Regions from separate parts of the Mus musculus genome. Here region 2 is linked to region 1. Evidence: chromatin loops called from intact Hi-C (ENCODE). Cell type or tissue: left cerebral cortex. All regions are shown on one strand.

Region 1 (8,000 bases):
GACTAATGAATAAATAGCTGTGAATGATCTAGAAGTAATTCTTAATTCTCACTCCCAAGGCATGGTACCCAAGTGTGTCCAGCAAGGGGCTGGAGAGCCCCTTTCCCCAGAGGAAAGACACTGACGTTCCCGTTTGTATTTCCTTAAATTCACCACAAAGATTTTCCCCTATGTCCCAAACCACACAATCAATGCTTTGCAACAATGTGGTCTTAATGATTTTGCTTGTTTCCCTTTTCAGGCAGTAAATACAGTTCCTTAAAACTTAGAGAACTTAGTTTAGTTCCCTTTACACTTTTAAAAAGAAAGATATTTGTAAAAACAAGCCAATTCTCAATTTCTAGACTCTCATTCAACTTTGAGTCACAGTTGGTAATACTACAGTTTGCTGCTTGTTTTTTGTTACTGTCGCTCACTGCATAATACAAATTAAAATTAATCTTAAACTTAAAAGAAAAAAATTAAGTTACAAATCAAAGTGTATCATGTCCAATTCAGAGATTCCTTTTTTGAAGAGACTTCAGGTCCCTCCTGACTTATTCCACTGTCACCAGTAGAACAGCCTCCTCTCTTCTCAAGAGCTCAGTTTAAATCCCCCTCAATTATATCCATTCAAATGGACTTCATTATTCCCCAACATCAAACTATCTCAGAGAACGAAGGTGAAGAAAGGGAACACAGGCCTCAAAGTGGATTAAAAAAGAAATTCAAGAAGTCAGGTGTAGTGTTGCAAGTCTTTAATCCAGGCACTCTGAGAGGCAAAGTCCAGCTGATCGGAGTTGGAGGCCAGTCTGGTCTACAATGTGAATTCTAGGACAGCTCATCTCAAAAAACAAACAAAAAAGTATTTTTCAGTCACACCTAAAAAGCTAATTGAAAACACAATTTCAAATAACTTGAGAGAAGTTAACACTTGCAAATCTAACTGAAGGTGACATTTGCTGGGTCACACACAATTTCAGCTATCTTTTCCTCATCAATAGGCTACATAGTAAATCTCTACGCTAGAAACTACACCTCTCTGGAATGTCAGGCAAGGAACTAAACAGTGGTTGTCTCTGGAAGACCAGCATGCAGGGCTGAGAGCAGAAACAGGATTTTTGCTGCATACCTTTTGGGCCCTTATTTCAAGCAACCTGCTTTGTGTGGTGCACTGCTGCTGGGGCTGGAATGCAGGGCCTCCCACAGGCAAGGCCAGGGCTGTCCCACTGCGTTCCATCACTGGGCCAGCACTACCTATGTTTAAGAAGCTGTTTGGTAGAAGTCTATTTAATTGTGAGGTTGTGCTCAATTATATTACACAGAAAACAGCAGCACTAGAGGAAGTGGAGTTGGTTTCACTGTGGCACTTCACTGTGAAGCTGGCTCTTCTGCCAGGACAGTGGTGTCCACAGGAAACCTTGCAAATTCACCATCCCAGAAGCCCCTGAGCTTCACTCCCTGAGCATTCAAATGGAAACAAACGCCTGGTACTGTACCAATTAGGAACGAAGAATGGAGATACTTAAGGAGCTGGTAACTATTAGAGAAACAATGATGCAACAGATCAATCACAAATACATGAGAGATATTATTGACATTTCCTTTAAAGTGTAAACTGCCATTCTGTAGACTCGTGAGAAAGATGTCCAAGTTGGTATCATCTGCAACATAGCTTAAGCAGCTTGAGCCAGCAAATGCAATGTGATCTGTTGCTGGACACAATTGCACAATCTCAATTACCCAGAAGATTCTACCAAACAGGAAATTCACGATATGACTTTAAGTAACACAGGACTCATACTTAAAGGTTAGCACATCCAGAAGCCTGGAATTTGTTCCAAAACAAAAACCATTTCCCAGACTCCTTCGGAAACCATGAATGCATGTAAGTCACTAAAACACAGGAAGGGCTCATCTACTGAATCTATCAGATTACTATCAGATAGGGAGCTCTAAAAGATATAGTAAAAGATACTGCGTGAATCCTTCAAAGTTCCTTAGAACATTTCTGGAGTGGAAGTTTTATGGTAGAAATTTAATCTGAAACCTGCTCCCAGGGCCATGCATGGTAGCAAAAGCCTTTATTCTCAGAGCTGGCAGACAAAATTTGTTGAGTTCCAGGCAAGACAGGGAGAGCCATAGTGGAACTAAAATAGGCCCCCCCCCACTCCTACCCCCCTCCCCCACCCGGTGTTAAGGAAAGCTAAAAAGCATCGTTTCCTATGTTCCAGGATCTCCCGAAAACCACCACGTACCTCGGTACTTACAAGCTGATAAAACTCCGCAAATCTTCTAAGGGACTTAAAAAAAAGAAAAGCACCCCCATGAATTACTTCAATTAAAAGCTATCTACACCTCCAGCTCTAGTCCTACCTTCTTGATCTTGAGGGGCGCCCCTCTGCTCGGTATGGAAAACTGTTTTGTCAAACAATACTGAAATGAGCAGTGGTATGTGACTAAGCGGCGAGCTGGAGCGTCCTTGCAAGGCGCTGCCACCCTCCCTCCCCGAAAAGGAAATACGCTTTCAACCGAATCGGAAACACACCACGCAAGCTGGCACCGTGGTCCCCGAGATAAAGTCGGTATTTTAAGCTCTTCGGGGTGCTGCTAATTCAAGTGCGAATCCCAAAGGAACGTTTCCTGAGACAGGATTTTTCGATGGAGGCTTGCAAAAATGGGAAAAGGGGGAGAAAAAAGGAAAAAAAAAAAAATTCCGGGAAAGGAGCGCTTTCTCTTGCAAGTTTCGTTCAGGTGACCGCAGTCCCCGGGTCAGGCTTTGCCCTACAGCTCCTCGCTGGAGCTCCGCCCAGCTCGTCTGCTCCCCGGGGCAGGGCTCCCGCGTCCCGAGTGGCGGTACCCGGAGGCAGGGTCCTGAGGCCGCGCTGCAGCAGAGGACCCCCGGGAGGGCCAGTCTTGGGAGCAGGGAGAGCGCAGGGTAGAGAAGCATCCCACCGCGTCCGCAGCTGACCCGCTCCCGCACACGGCTCGCCCCCGACCTGCGTATGCAGGGCGAGGGGTGCAGGACACGTCCCGCTCCAGCTGCCCCCTGCACCCCCAGACACGCCCGGAGGAGAATTCCTGCCGCTGGGCGCATCGCTGAGCTGTGGGGACAGGCCTGGCCCTCAGGCATGCAGGGCCACCCTGCTTGCTCCACCGCGTCCCCCCACCCCACCCCTAACCCGAGGCCCGGCGACACTCACCACACCGAGCCATAGGCGCCCGAGCCCACCGGGGACAGGTTCTGGTATCGTTCGGGCACCTCCCAGATGGTCTTGTTCAGCTCCTGCCGGTAGAACGTGGGCCTCTCCTGCGACATCTTCCAGCGGCAGCAGCGGGGCGAGGAGGTGGCCGAGCGGGGGCTCCTGCCTGCAGCCGCACGCTCTCCTCTGCGCCCGCCCGCGGCAGACCGGACCCCGCGCCCGCCACCCGCGCAGGTGTGGAGGCTGCGACCCGCCGCCCCTGTCAGCCGCGGCGGCTCCTACGAGCGTCGGCAAGGTGCCGGAGCCGGCTGCACGGCTCGAGGCTGCTCCCGCCGCGGTCCTCCTGCAGCCGCTCCCCGGGGAGGGAGCGCACGCCGACGCCGCAAGACACCCGCTCGCGCTTCAGCGCCCCGCTTGGGCTCCAGTGGCGGCGATCCCACAGGCAGCGGCCGGGAGCCTCTCGCGGAACTCTCGCGAGAACAGCTCCAAGGAGGCCCCGCTCTGAATCCAGATCTTACCCAATATGGAACCTGCCCACGGGGCGGGGGGTCGCGAGAAGAGCGCGCAGGGCCGGCAGATCTCGCGAGAAGAGGGACGCGGCTTGGGGAGCCGAGGCAGGAACTCTCGGGGACTGGGCTCCCCGGGGCGCCAAGGGTGGAGGCCGCAGCGCGGGGCGCGCGCGCCTCTCTGTGGTCGCACGGGCGAATGCCTGGCGCCATGGCGGAAAGCCGCTGTGACAGCGTCGGGGAAGAGAGCCAAATGATCTTTGAACTCCGAGCAACCTGCTCACTAGAGTCGTCAATTTCCAAGAACAACTTGAAAGAACAGACAGGCCCTGTCCAGAAAGCTGTCGCATTCCGGTCTGCTCAAGGACAAGTGGCTCACCTCGGGATGCTGGTGAAACCTGCCCCCTAGGCAAATATTAGTCTTGCCTCAAAGCCCAGGCTCTCCCTCCAGGCGCTCCTACATGTTTTCAGGCAGAAGTGGCAGAAGGAGGTTCCAGGGACCCACAGGGAGTTCCAATGCACGAGGTCAGAGGTAGACATCATGAATGGCCACTTCCAGGCTGGGGACCAGCATTTGCAAGGCCCTGGGTTCAATACCCACTACTGGAAGGGGAAGGTACACACACACACTGCAAGTAGGTCATTCCATTTCAGGAAGGTCTTCTCATTTATTTATTTATATTTACACCACCTGCAATTCCGGCATTTGGAAAGACCAGAAAACCCTTCATATACATGCATACATATATATCTATTTACACAGCCTGTAATTCCAGCATTTAGAAAGACCAGGAGACCCTTTCATACTATTTATTTATATGTACAGAACCTGTAATTCCAGCATTTGAAAAGACCAAGAGACCTTTCTCTTATTTATTTATTTATACACAACCTGTAATTCCAGCATTTGGAAAGACCAGGGGACCCTTCTTATTTATTTATTTGTTTATTTATTTATTTGTTTATTTGTATTTACAAATCCTGTAATTCTAGCATTTGGAAAAACCAGGAGACCAAGCCTCTGCTGTGTAGTGATGAGACCGTATGTGCAACACCCCAAAAACCATCACTCGGGTTTGAGACCGACTCTTGCCCTTTAGAGCCATCCAAAGTTTAGAAATTTAAAAGAAAATTGGGGGGTGGGTATTAAAGACTTAATTCATGCCTCTGAGAGTATGGAGAACTACTAGGGCGAGCATTCTGACCGCATCTCATTTAGGTAAGTCTGTTGAGCTTTCTTAGGCCCTGGTTCTAGTCTCTACAAGATCAATGCGACCCTGCATTCCCACCTAGTGGAATCTTCCGTAGAAGCCGAGAAAGCTAATAAAAGTGAATGGGGAAAGTTAGACCCGTAAGAACCCACATCCACCCATGCCTACACCGAGCAGGAGAAAGGGGAAATCTTATTCTCGTGGCTATTTCTAGAAGATCCGGGTATGTGGAGGGCAGCAGGGACCCCTTCTCCTCGGCCCAGATGCCATCCTCGCCCGTCACCCGCACAGCCGGAACGCCCGCGGGTTCTGCAGCAACGGCTCCGGAACTGCCGGCCTCCGCGTCCGCAGCGCTGCCGCCAGCCAGGCTGGAGCCGAGTCTGTCCCCAGCGTCTGCGCTCCTGCGGGCCACCGGAAACCAGGTGAGCCTGGGTCGGGAGCGGTCCGGAGCTCTGGCTGCCGCCTGGGAGCTGACAGCCCGCTCGCGTCCCAGAGCGTGGCTGCTTGGGTCACCTGCAGAGCCAGGAGTGTCCCAGGCACAAGGAGTGGGTGAATGAATGAATGAATGAATGAATGAATAGCGGTGGTCCCTGGAACTTCTCTCTCCTTATAGAAAGGCTGCGTGAAACCGAAATGGCAAGAGACAACATGGAATTTGCATACTGGATCCTTTCAAAAATTCGCATCTCTGTGATGTCCACAGCTGAAGGAACTGGACTGTGGGCCCCCCACACTTCCACTCTCTGTGTCCTCATCAGGCCGCAGCTCAGGGCCCCCTTTGCTTCCAGACTTTACTGTTCTGCTCATTTTGTTCTCTCTGCCTTAAGCCCACCCTCTGTCCCCTCTCCTCCTTCTCTGTCTTCTAGTCCTTATTGCTGGACTTTGGGTCCCCCCATGAAGTCTCCACTGTTCAGCCCAGTAATGAGGATCTCTCTACCACACCTGCTTGGTATCACACTGACTAGCATTAAGGGAAGGTGTTTATGTGACCTGTCAGCAGCTGGAGGGCTGCCACCTTCAAGCATCTCCTGCCACTAGACCATCCCCAATACATTCTCCACCAAAACTGAGAGTCACAGGCAATGAGGTTTTTGGTTGGGAAATACAAGTGCTTTTTTTTTTTTTTTTTTTTAATTGGAAGTGAATTTTGTCTTATGGTTTTAGAAAGCATGTGAAAGATGACTTAATTAGGTAAAAGATATTCTTGTACCTTAACTAATTTTGAGGGTTTCTGGTCCTTTGAGTCAAAATTTTATAAATCGGGTTACATTTTTTTGCATTTAAAATATCCCAAATAGAGATTTTAAACGAATCAGTGAGTGGGTGAATGGATGGATGGACAGATGGCTGAGGGTAGCAGAAGCAAAAAGAGCTGTGTTAACGTGCTTGTATTTTTTTTTAAGTGTTTTTTAGCAATGAAAGCCTGCTTAAAGATAAAGGCTGGGACTACAGCTCAGGGTAGAGTAGCCCTGCATGTGTTAGGCCCTCAGATGGGTCCCCAGCCCAGGAAGGAAGAATCAAAAAGAATTAAGGCATGGATGGTGGCTTACACCTATAACCCAGCATTGGCTAGCTGGGGACAGGAGGAGGAGGATGCCAAAGCCCACTACACTCCACCTTTGTGGGGAGCCTGTCTCACAATAAAGACAAGTAAGAGAAGTAGCGGGTAGTGCAGGGAGCCTCCAGGCTGCTCCACCCTACTGACTGCTCCACATCAGGCTCCCCAGCTCTGCTGTGCCCCTGCTTCTCTTTCTGTGTACACAGGCTCTCACTATGGCTGGCCTGGAACTCACTCTGTAGACCAGGCTGGCCTGGAACTCACAGAGATCCACCTGCCTCTGTCTCTGGAGTGCGGGGATTAAAGGCGCCTGTGCTGCCACTATACTGAGCTCCCCCCCGCCCCCCCCCCCCCCCCCCCCGTCTTAAAACATACTTTTGTACTGCCCCAGAAATTCTGACTCAGGAAATTATTTTTATTTGGTTTGTGGTTTTGTTTGTTTATTTTGAAGTAGGAGCTCATGACTGAAAGCTTTCTGTGTATCAGGCTGGTCTTGAACCCCTGATCTTCACTGCCTCTGTGTCCCAAGTGCTGAGGGTAGAGGCATGTGCCACCACACTCAGCTCCCTCTAGGAACAGGTTTTTGTTTTTGTTTTTGAAGTTTGTTTATTTTGTGTGTGTGGTCATAGATGTGGGCCACACTGCCCGGTGCAGGTCCCAGGAAAACTTGTGGAAGTTGGTGTCTCTCCTTTCACCTCATGGGTCCCACGGTTGTCAGGCTTGCTGGCAGGGGCCTTAACCTGCAGAGCCATCTCACCAGCCCTCCTCTAGGAACACTTTTAAACCTACCCCCTTTCTCCTCCCCCACCCCCTCCTCCTTCCCTCTCTCAGTTTAAAGTTGATGTCACTCAGATATTTTATTTCCCTTATATCATCTCTAAATTCTGTCCCTGAAATACCTATTCTCCCCTCCCCCCACTTGAACTCGGTCTCAATTCACCTTCTCAGGGAGTTCTCCATTCCCCAGGCTGGGACCCTCAGTATCTCTCTAGGTCATGTGACTTTTAAGACAGGACTCTGTTTTACCGTGGAGGAGCTAGGGCCTGAATTGTGGCCATGCTGAATCACTGTGGTACACTGAGGAACTCCTTATGCCTGTCAGAAAGGACAAGGTGATGGTTATCAGGAAGATACCAGGGGTGAGGGGAAGGGGGTTGTAGGCTGACCGTGGGTGGTCCTTCCTGCCCCCCCCCCCCCGCCCTACACCAGGCTCCCCACTGGGGAGATGCTGCTATCTTCCTGCTGTATTCCATGGAGAAGTTAGAAGACAACCTCGCCCTCAACCTTTAGCACTGTGGAGGGAATGGTCAGGGTGCACCAACATGGCCACGCTGTGGGCTATAAAGGAAGTCAGCTGGACTGCCTTCAGGATGCCTCAGTGCTGATCCCAATTCAAAGGATTGTTGAAAACCTGTACTTATTTATGTTTATTAATCTATATGCATGAATGTATGCCTGGTACATGCAGAGGTCAGAGGAGAGCATCAGATTCTGTGAAACAGACATTACAGATGGCTGTGAGCAGCCATGTCAGGGCTAGGAG
Region 2 (8,000 bases), 110 kb before region 1:
TCAAGACCCACAGGTTGAGAACAGTTGCTCTAAAGCATTCACACGGCACCTCTCTTTACAAACATCACTGATAATCATCTGATTACTTTAAAATTGTAAATCCCAGCTGCACAGTGGTGGTGCACACCTTTAAATCCAAGCTCTCAAGAGGCAGAGACAGGTGGATCTCTAGGTTCGAGCCCAGCCTGGTCTATATATAGAATGGAGTTCAGAACAACCAGGCCTACACAGAGAATCCCTGTCTTGGGGAAAAAAAAAATTACAAATCCCTTACATCATCCAGCAATAGGCGGTTCATCCTATTATTTACTTTTTAGTGACACCATCTTCTAAGCTACATAATTTACCTACTTACTAGGTTTAGTATTCTCTACTTCTAGCTGAATGGGAACTTCATGGAGGAAGGAGTTGCCTATCTCATTCGCTAGGAAGAGTCTGAAAAGGTAGATAAGCGAGCACTCGAGAGTGCTAAGTGATTAAACCACACACTTCTGTGTCTGTGTGCATGGTGTATATATATGCGTGGTTTCTGCATGTGCACCTGTCCACTCCAGCAGGTGTGGAAGTCAGAAACTGAAGTCAGGTGTCTTCCTCGATCATGAGCCACAGGGTTTCAGTTAGACACTGGTCAATGAGCAGCTGAGAGCTATGTGTCTCTGTCCCCCAACAGTTGGAGAATGTAGTTCAGTTTGGGGTTTTTACCCCACCTTTGATCATTTAGTTTTTGGATAAAAGACACACAACTTTTATTACGTACAGTAAGCCTTAATCAGCACTATAGCTGGCCAGATATCTACCCTCTATAACCCCGAGTTATTACTATATTTTATCTGGGCAGGTCTTAACTCTAATTGCCAGCCCTCACGGCTGTGCTTTCTTGATTCCTAACCCATGGTGTCTCTCTCCTTTTACCCTTCTCTCTCTCTCCCAAGGGAAAAACAGATAAAAACTGATATAAATAAGTTTAAGGATACATGGCCAGGCCTTTGACAAAGACAAGAATAGTTAGGTTTCTTGTGGGTCTGAGGCCAATATACTACACCCAAAACTTGAAGAGTTAGAGAAACACTTTGCACTTGACTTTCGGGTGGGTGCTGGGGATCCAGCTCAGTATTTCAGGCTTGCACAGTAAGCCCTTCACTCACTGGGCCAGTTCCCCATCCCTGAAGATCTCTGTCCTCAAGGAGTCTTATCTCACTAAGAGAGCAGAAATGCACACAGATCTTTAGGATATGACACGAGATAAGGTCTAGTATTATAATGAGCCATGCAGTGAATCAAACAGGTTAATTATGGGAAAGATAATGCGTAAGGTTTCAGAAGACAGATACTAGGTCAGAATGATTGAGGTCAAAGCCAGCAACAAAACAAGACCATGCTGTTTGTTTGTTTCTTTGAGACCCTTTGAGACATAGTCTCTCTACATAGTCCTGGCTGTCCTAGAACTCAGGATGTAGGCTGTGCCTGGCTAACATCATAGTTCTTTTCTTTGTTTTTCTTTTGTTTTTGTTTTTTTTAAAAAAAGGGGGAGGCAAAGACAATATTGGTGACAATTAAGAATATCATCCACTTTCAAGCTTGATAAACAATGAATGAGTTCCATCAGAGGACCAGATCATCACCAGTGTAGTGTTGGCTTTAACGGTGCACGCCTTTAATCCTAGCACTTGGGAGGTGGAAACAGGTAGGTGTGCTTACTTCAGTGAGTGAATTCCAGGCCAGGCAGGGATACAGAGTGAGAACCTGTTATCTAAATAAATAAATAAATAAATAAATAAACAAAATCACAGATCTAAAACATCTCCAGAGACATCTCATGGCTAGAAGCCCTATCTCTTGGCCCTGTCCAAAGTAAAGACATCTGAAATGCTTCAGACTATAAATAATATAATATGCTAGGTACTTCCGGCAGAAGGCAGTACTTAAGATAACTGCAATACTACTTGGGGCATTTCCAACCACAAACCTTGCAAGCTGGGAATGCCTCTAAGAAATCTTTTAAATTTTAAGTAGTCTGTCTAAGGTCTTCATTGAACTCAAGGACAAGTTGATTGGGGGGTTATCTGAGGCGAATTCTCCACCTACAATTACCACAGAAATCTCTCTCCCTTGATACTTGTATCTAATCTACCCAGGGTGCTTCCCCCAGCATTCTCTGCCCCTAAGGAGCAGCTGCAGGCAGTTACCAAGGCCATCCTCACCAGGAAGACCTAAGATAGGATGGCTATACTCAGCATACTTTAACAAACTACAATGGCCTTTTCTTTTTAATCTTTCTCACAACTACCTCAAGAGACTGTGCAGACATCATCTCCATTTCAGCCACGAGAAAACAGAAGCTCAGAAAAATGTGTGAATCCAGATCTCCTAGCAAGCTGAGAGGCTACAAACACCAAGAGTCTCGGAGAGCTCTAGAGAGAGGATGTTCTGCACCAACCTAGGTTCTAATCCTGCTCCTGTGTAACCTGGACAAAGCTTTGAATTTCTCTGCCTCCACAGTGCATCAATAAAACAGTGTGGGGTGGGGTGTACTAGCACACTTTCCAGCCCAGTACTCTGGAGGCAGAGGCGCTATTCTTAAGTACTGCCTTCTCTGTGGAATTTGAGGCCAAGCAGATCTATATAGTATTTCAGACTAGCAACGCACATAGCGAGACCCTCTAAAAATGTAAAATGTTCATAGGAGAGATGGCTCAGCACAGTTGAGAGCACTGGCTGTTCTTCCAGAGGACCCAGGTTCAATTCCTAGGCAAAACACCAATACACATATTGTTTAATAATAATAATTATATATATATATGCATGCTGGAAAAATAACAGCATTTAAGAGGATGCCTAGCACCCACACTGTGGATCACAACTCCAGTAACTCCAGTTCCAGGGTATTGGAAGCCCTCTTCTGAATTCTTGGGGAACCCGGCATATATCAGGCAACATGCCCAGGCACATAAAATTTAAAAAAAATAAAAATGTAATAAAAGCAAGGGCAGAAATATCTACTTCTTAAGGATGATCAATAAGTCACCATTGACAACCACAGTGTAAAGGCCTCTCAGTCCCAAGGTGTGACTTAAGTTAACCTGGCTGTGGAGCAACCTGAGGCAGGCATACACCACCATTTGGAGCTAAAGGACCTTTACCGCACTTCTGTTCAACCCGAAGCCCTGAGGGCACGAGATCCCGTACCAACCTCAAGGTCTCAAAAGTAGTCCCAGCCAACAGATTCCATTCCCCAATTCTCCAAAGGCAAGCAGCCTCTGGAGAGGAAACACACACTTCAGTATCGATTTTGAAGAATCTACAAGAACCCCATCCTGTAGTCTCAGAAGTCGTCTCCATCCCCATTCGGGGCTCCCGCGATGCGATCACAGGGGGCAAACCCATGGGACCCAGCTGGGCTACTGCCAGGGGAAACCAAGAGTTTCGCCTACAAGGAGCTAACAACTAGACCAGGGTTGGTATTTTTTTTTTGGCGGGAGTTTCCTCACGTACACAACTCTTCCCATACACACACTGCCGAGTACCCCCAACAGCCCCCTTCAGAGACGTTCTTAGCGACCCGGGATCCCCAACTCGACCACCTCACCCTGGCCCCCGAATGAGGAGTTTCAACAATTGGACGGAACCCGCCCTGCACGCCACACAAGGGACTCATGAGACCAGGTAAGACTCCAGACAAGGTCTCTGTCCCTTTAAAGGGACTCCTCTTCCAGTGGAATCTTCACGACACCCCCCGAAGGAGAAAAAAGAGAAATATCTCCCCCTAAAAAAAACAACCCAGAGGGTAGGCGCACCACAGATAGACGCAGAGTCCGACCCTCACAGAGAAAGCGAGCGCCAGCGAACGGCGGAGGGGTGGGGAGGGGGGGGGAGGACGCGGAGATGCAAGCACTTATTGGCCGCCCAACCTGCCCGTCAAGGGGGAACCCGTGCGCCGAGGGCGGCCCCTGAAGGCGGGACTCTGGTCTAGCCAGGCCAATAGGGGAGCACGGGGAGGGCGGGGCTTAGCCGTTTGGCTGCCAGGACCGGGGAGAAACAAGATGGCGGGTGCGGGAGGGGGTCCTCGCTTTGCAGCTCCCTTCCGCGCGCTTTTCCCGGCCTCGTCGCCGCCCTCGCTCCGGGGGAGAGGTCGCGCGTCACCCCCACGCCCCATCGGGACACCCCTGTGCGCCCCGGCCGCCCCCTCGCGCGCAGCGCTCGCTCCCCGCCGGCCCCCGCCGCCCCCGCTCGCTCCGGCCCCGCCGCCGCCGCCCCCATTTTACCTCAGCCGCCGGCCGGGCCCCTAGCTTCGGGGGCCCCCTGAGCGCGAGCGCGGCCGGCCGGGTGAGCGGCCGGGCGAGCGGGCCGGGCGAGCGAGCAGCTCCGTGCGCGGCCCGGCTGAGGGAGCGCGGCCTCCTCCCGCTCCGGCCCTCCGCTCCGTCTCCCCGGGCCCGGCCGCCTCTCCCGGGGGAGGAGGGGGAATGGAGCCACCGCCGCCACCACCGCTGCCGCCCGCCACGGAGCCCGGCCGAGGGGAGGGAGGGATCAGCCCCCAGGCAGGATCCGCCCCTCGGCCTCCCCCCGCCACCTCCACCCCTTCCCTCACTCCCTCCCCGGATCGAGCCGCCGCACGCGAAGCGGGAGCGCGAAAGCGCGGGGAGACCGGAGCGGATGCCCCCGCCCGAGCCCAGCCCGGCGCGGCGGCAGCGGCGGCGGGGAGACGGGCGGGGAGATGAGCGCGAAGCGGCAGCGCCACCTCCACGGGGCACCGTCCCCGGCACGGCCTCACGGTGGCGGTGCGGACGCGGCGGGGCCGCTTCACCCTGGGCCTGTCCCAGAGCTGATCTAGTCGGGGTTCCCACTCTGAATCCACGGAGCGGTGGCTCACCCCATCCCAGCCAGAGCGTGGGGCCACCCGCCGCCCCCGAGGTGGGAACGCCCATGCTCCCACCCACCCACAAAGCTCGCCCCAGGACGACCCCGGAGGGCCACACTGTGTGTGGCTTCCCAGAGTGCAGGTGGCTGCGAAGCCTCCAGAAAGTCGTCCCTCCCCAGGCCCCCGGGACAAAGGTCTAGCGATGTCCACCCATCCCCTCCCCCAGTGCGGACAGCCCGGGAAAGACCCGTGCCTGTGGTGTGTGTACAGGTGAGCCTCTCCTGGCACACAAGGCTGCCACGGACCAGACTTTTCCATCTGTGTGGAGTTTTTTTTTTTTTAAGTAAACATAAAAGTTTGACAGTCTGCTTAAGCGTGCCTCGTAATTCCGTTTGTCACTCTAGGCATGGGAAATACTTTTCCCCTTGAATTTGATTTGGCCAGGAGTCGGTTAATTTAATGCACTGAACGGCTTTCTCAAAGGCAGCCTGCCTGTCAAACAGCAACTCCCAGACTTTGAAGTGTACTCAAGCTGCCTTTTGTTCTAATAAAAGAAAAAATAAATAGAAGAAAAGGTCCCTTTGCCCCTCCACGAGCGCATGTACCTATAAATTTGAAAGCTTACCTCGTGACAGAGATCTTAAGCACCAATACTTAATGATGCTTATAAAGGATATATGGATAAACTGCTATCGAAGATGAAGATGAATGATATATTTTGAAAGCGTTTCCTCTACACGAACGGCTGGTGAGACTTTCAATTGCTCGATTGGCTCTGGTATCCAGGACCTGGGTACTACAGTTGAAAGAGTAGAGAATAAACATTTCTCACGGCCCAAACCTTGTGTTTTTATTTACATTGAAGTATAGGTGTTCAGCATCCTAAGAGTTGAGAATTTACCAGTTGAGTGAAGCATGGAAGTTGGGTTTCCTTACAGGAGTGTGTTCTTGATAGATGGTAATAACATACTGCAAAAATAACCAATTTTTAAGAAGGAAAGGGCGTGGCTTGTGGAGCCAAGCAATCGCCTCCGCCAGCACCCCCACCCCACAGTGTTTTGAAAGCTTTGAAGCAGAAATGCTGTGAATTAGTCAACTGTTGTTAAAGCTTGGGGGAATAATCACAGGAGGGAAGGTGTGGAAAGATTAATTGTGGAAGGGAAGGCCCTAGAGGAAGAAAATATTGCAATTACTTTTAGCTTTAAAAAAATTGAGGAACAAATAGGAATTTCACGTCTTGTTCTTTTACAATGAAATATAAACATTTACATAGGACTTGTGTCTCCTTATCTTTTATTCTTCGCGGTTGCTTCTGGGCATGACCTGATTTGCATGATTGGGAAGGACCTCTACCCTCTAAATTAGGCAAATAAAAACCCTGAGAAGATGTCGCAGCTTGTCCTTGCAGTGATTTAAGATCCATTGAGAGCACATGTCAGCCTCCTCTTGTCACCAGCCATTCCTGGTCACTTTATGAGACTGGGCTCAACAAAATTTTCTCCCCCTCTTCACCCTCGCCCTTAAAACATTAGCGCCGCCCTTGTTTTCCTTTTGACACGGGAAATTCGTTTTCTGTAGCATAACCTCACAGATAGCCAGTTCACTGGGATGTAATCTCAGATGTAATATGTGACAATTATGTCATTAAAAACAAATTTGGATCAGACATCCCAGAGGCACTGCATTTAATTCGCCTTAATCTTCAGCTATTTTAAAGAGTTTGAAGTCATCAGTCCCTGGCCTGTCCATTAAGCAGTGCGAAATTAAGTACAACAAAACAAGGACTCTGCCTTTGACTCTAAATATTTGTTTGATTATTTTTCTTCTTTTTCATTAAAACTATCACGAGCTCTACCCATGCGTTTAATCCTAGCACACAGGAGGCAGATCTCTGTAAGTTCCAGACCATCTTAGTGTACATAGCAAGTTCCAGGCCAGCCAGCACCACACGGAGAGAGGCTGTCCCAATAAAACAAAACAAAACTTCATAGTGAACACACACACACACCAAATTAACCAGACCCAAAGTTCACTGAGATGGTGGACTCTTAAAGCTAGAATAGCTACCCCAGAGCTGTGGGGCTTCACAGTGGATTTTACACAATCAGTGTCAAATATATTTTCCACTACAAGAAAAAGGGAAAAATCCATAAACGAGCTGAAACTCTTTTATGAAAAGCAGTTAGCGGTGTATAGTCTTTCTGACTTCTCTCCTTCATCTGTATTTGTCCTTCCTTAACACTGAACCTTTAGCCTTCCCTGATCCCCTTTCTGCTCCTTAACCTTGACCATGGGAACACGTGTTCACTTAGGAACATACACACTAGGGCTGAGATCAGAGTAGACACAACAAGAAAAACACATACTTTTTTCTCTGAGACCCTAAGCTCCCTTAATGCACATTCTAAGTCTTTCCAATCTACAATTTTTACTTCATGTTTTGAATTTATTCATGAATTTATTTATTTATTTATTTATTTATTTATTTATTTATTTATTGTACTCAACAGTGCCCATGGGTATAGGTCAAAGGGCAACTTCCAGGCCTCAGTTGCCTACCTTGTGAGTGTGAAGGCTTTAATTCAGGTCTCAAGCCTTGGTATCACGTACCTTTACCCACTGAGCCATCTCACCATCCCCACCAAGGCTTGTTTTAAGACTCAGGAAAAACTTAATTTATTTATAAAGGAGAGTGTTTTACTATTTAAAAGAGAGGTGGCTGCAGAAATGGCTCAGTGGTTCAGGGCACCCACTTACAATTAATTGTCTGTAGCTCCAGGTTCAGGGGATCTGGCCCTCACAGACACAGATGAAGACAAAACACCAATCAGTGCACTTAAACAAATAAATATATTTAAAAAAACAACAACGACAACAACTAAAAGAGACATGAGAAAAAAAGCCCCCTGCACCCCCACACTCGGTCCTACCCTGCACGCCGAAGCAGCTCACAATCCCTGTTACTGCTTCATGGTCACCAGCTCACCATGGCAGGAGGCCTCGGGCAGGAGGTAAGTATGGTTCAGTGCTGCACCCCTGGATTAATAAAGAGCTCTTGATCAGAAAAATGGACCCTCACTCATTGTTAGATGGTTTCTAATAAATATCCCTTCCTTAAGGACTTGGCTGAAAGAATTCTGGCAAC

Evidence for each region. Peaks named below come from ENCODE experiments on the same cell type or tissue, not always from the same donor. Only the 100,000 strongest peaks of a DNase experiment are listed, where the experiment ranks them.
Region 2: it touches region 1 in a loop (7-fold over the local background); 13 of 42 quality-filtered maps call a loop at or near these places.

What each region holds. Positions count from the first base shown.
Region 1 is chr17:28,687,038-28,695,037 of GRCm38, reverse strand. It overlaps Slc26a8 (solute carrier family 26, member 8), which reads left to right and starts at 5,051. Exons shown (of 20, transcript NM_001290320.1): 1 at 5,051-5,321. Mapk14 (mitogen-activated protein kinase 14) reads right to left here and starts at 3,696. Exons shown (of 12, transcript NM_011951.3): 1 at 3,183-3,696. The coding sequence starts at 3,298. In left cerebral cortex, a CTCF peak has its summit at 3,870; DNase peaks (open chromatin) are centred at 3,727, 5,209, 6,339, 6,500 and 1 more place; H3K4me3 peaks cover 4,404 bases; H3K27ac peaks cover 3,898 bases.
Region 2 is chr17:28,797,624-28,805,623 of GRCm38, reverse strand. It overlaps Brpf3 (bromodomain and PHD finger containing, 3), which reads right to left and starts at 4,498. Exons shown (of 13, transcript NM_001081315.1): 1 at 4,263-4,498. Gm35883 (a long non-coding RNA gene) reads left to right here. Exons shown (of 4, transcript XR_003952337.1): 3 at 1,526-1,684; 4 at 2,294-2,733. In left cerebral cortex, a CTCF peak has its summit at 4,761 (motif pointing right); DNase peaks (open chromatin) are centred at 3,967, 4,558, 4,704 and 5,829; H3K4me3 peaks cover 2,445 bases; H3K27ac peaks cover 1,768 bases.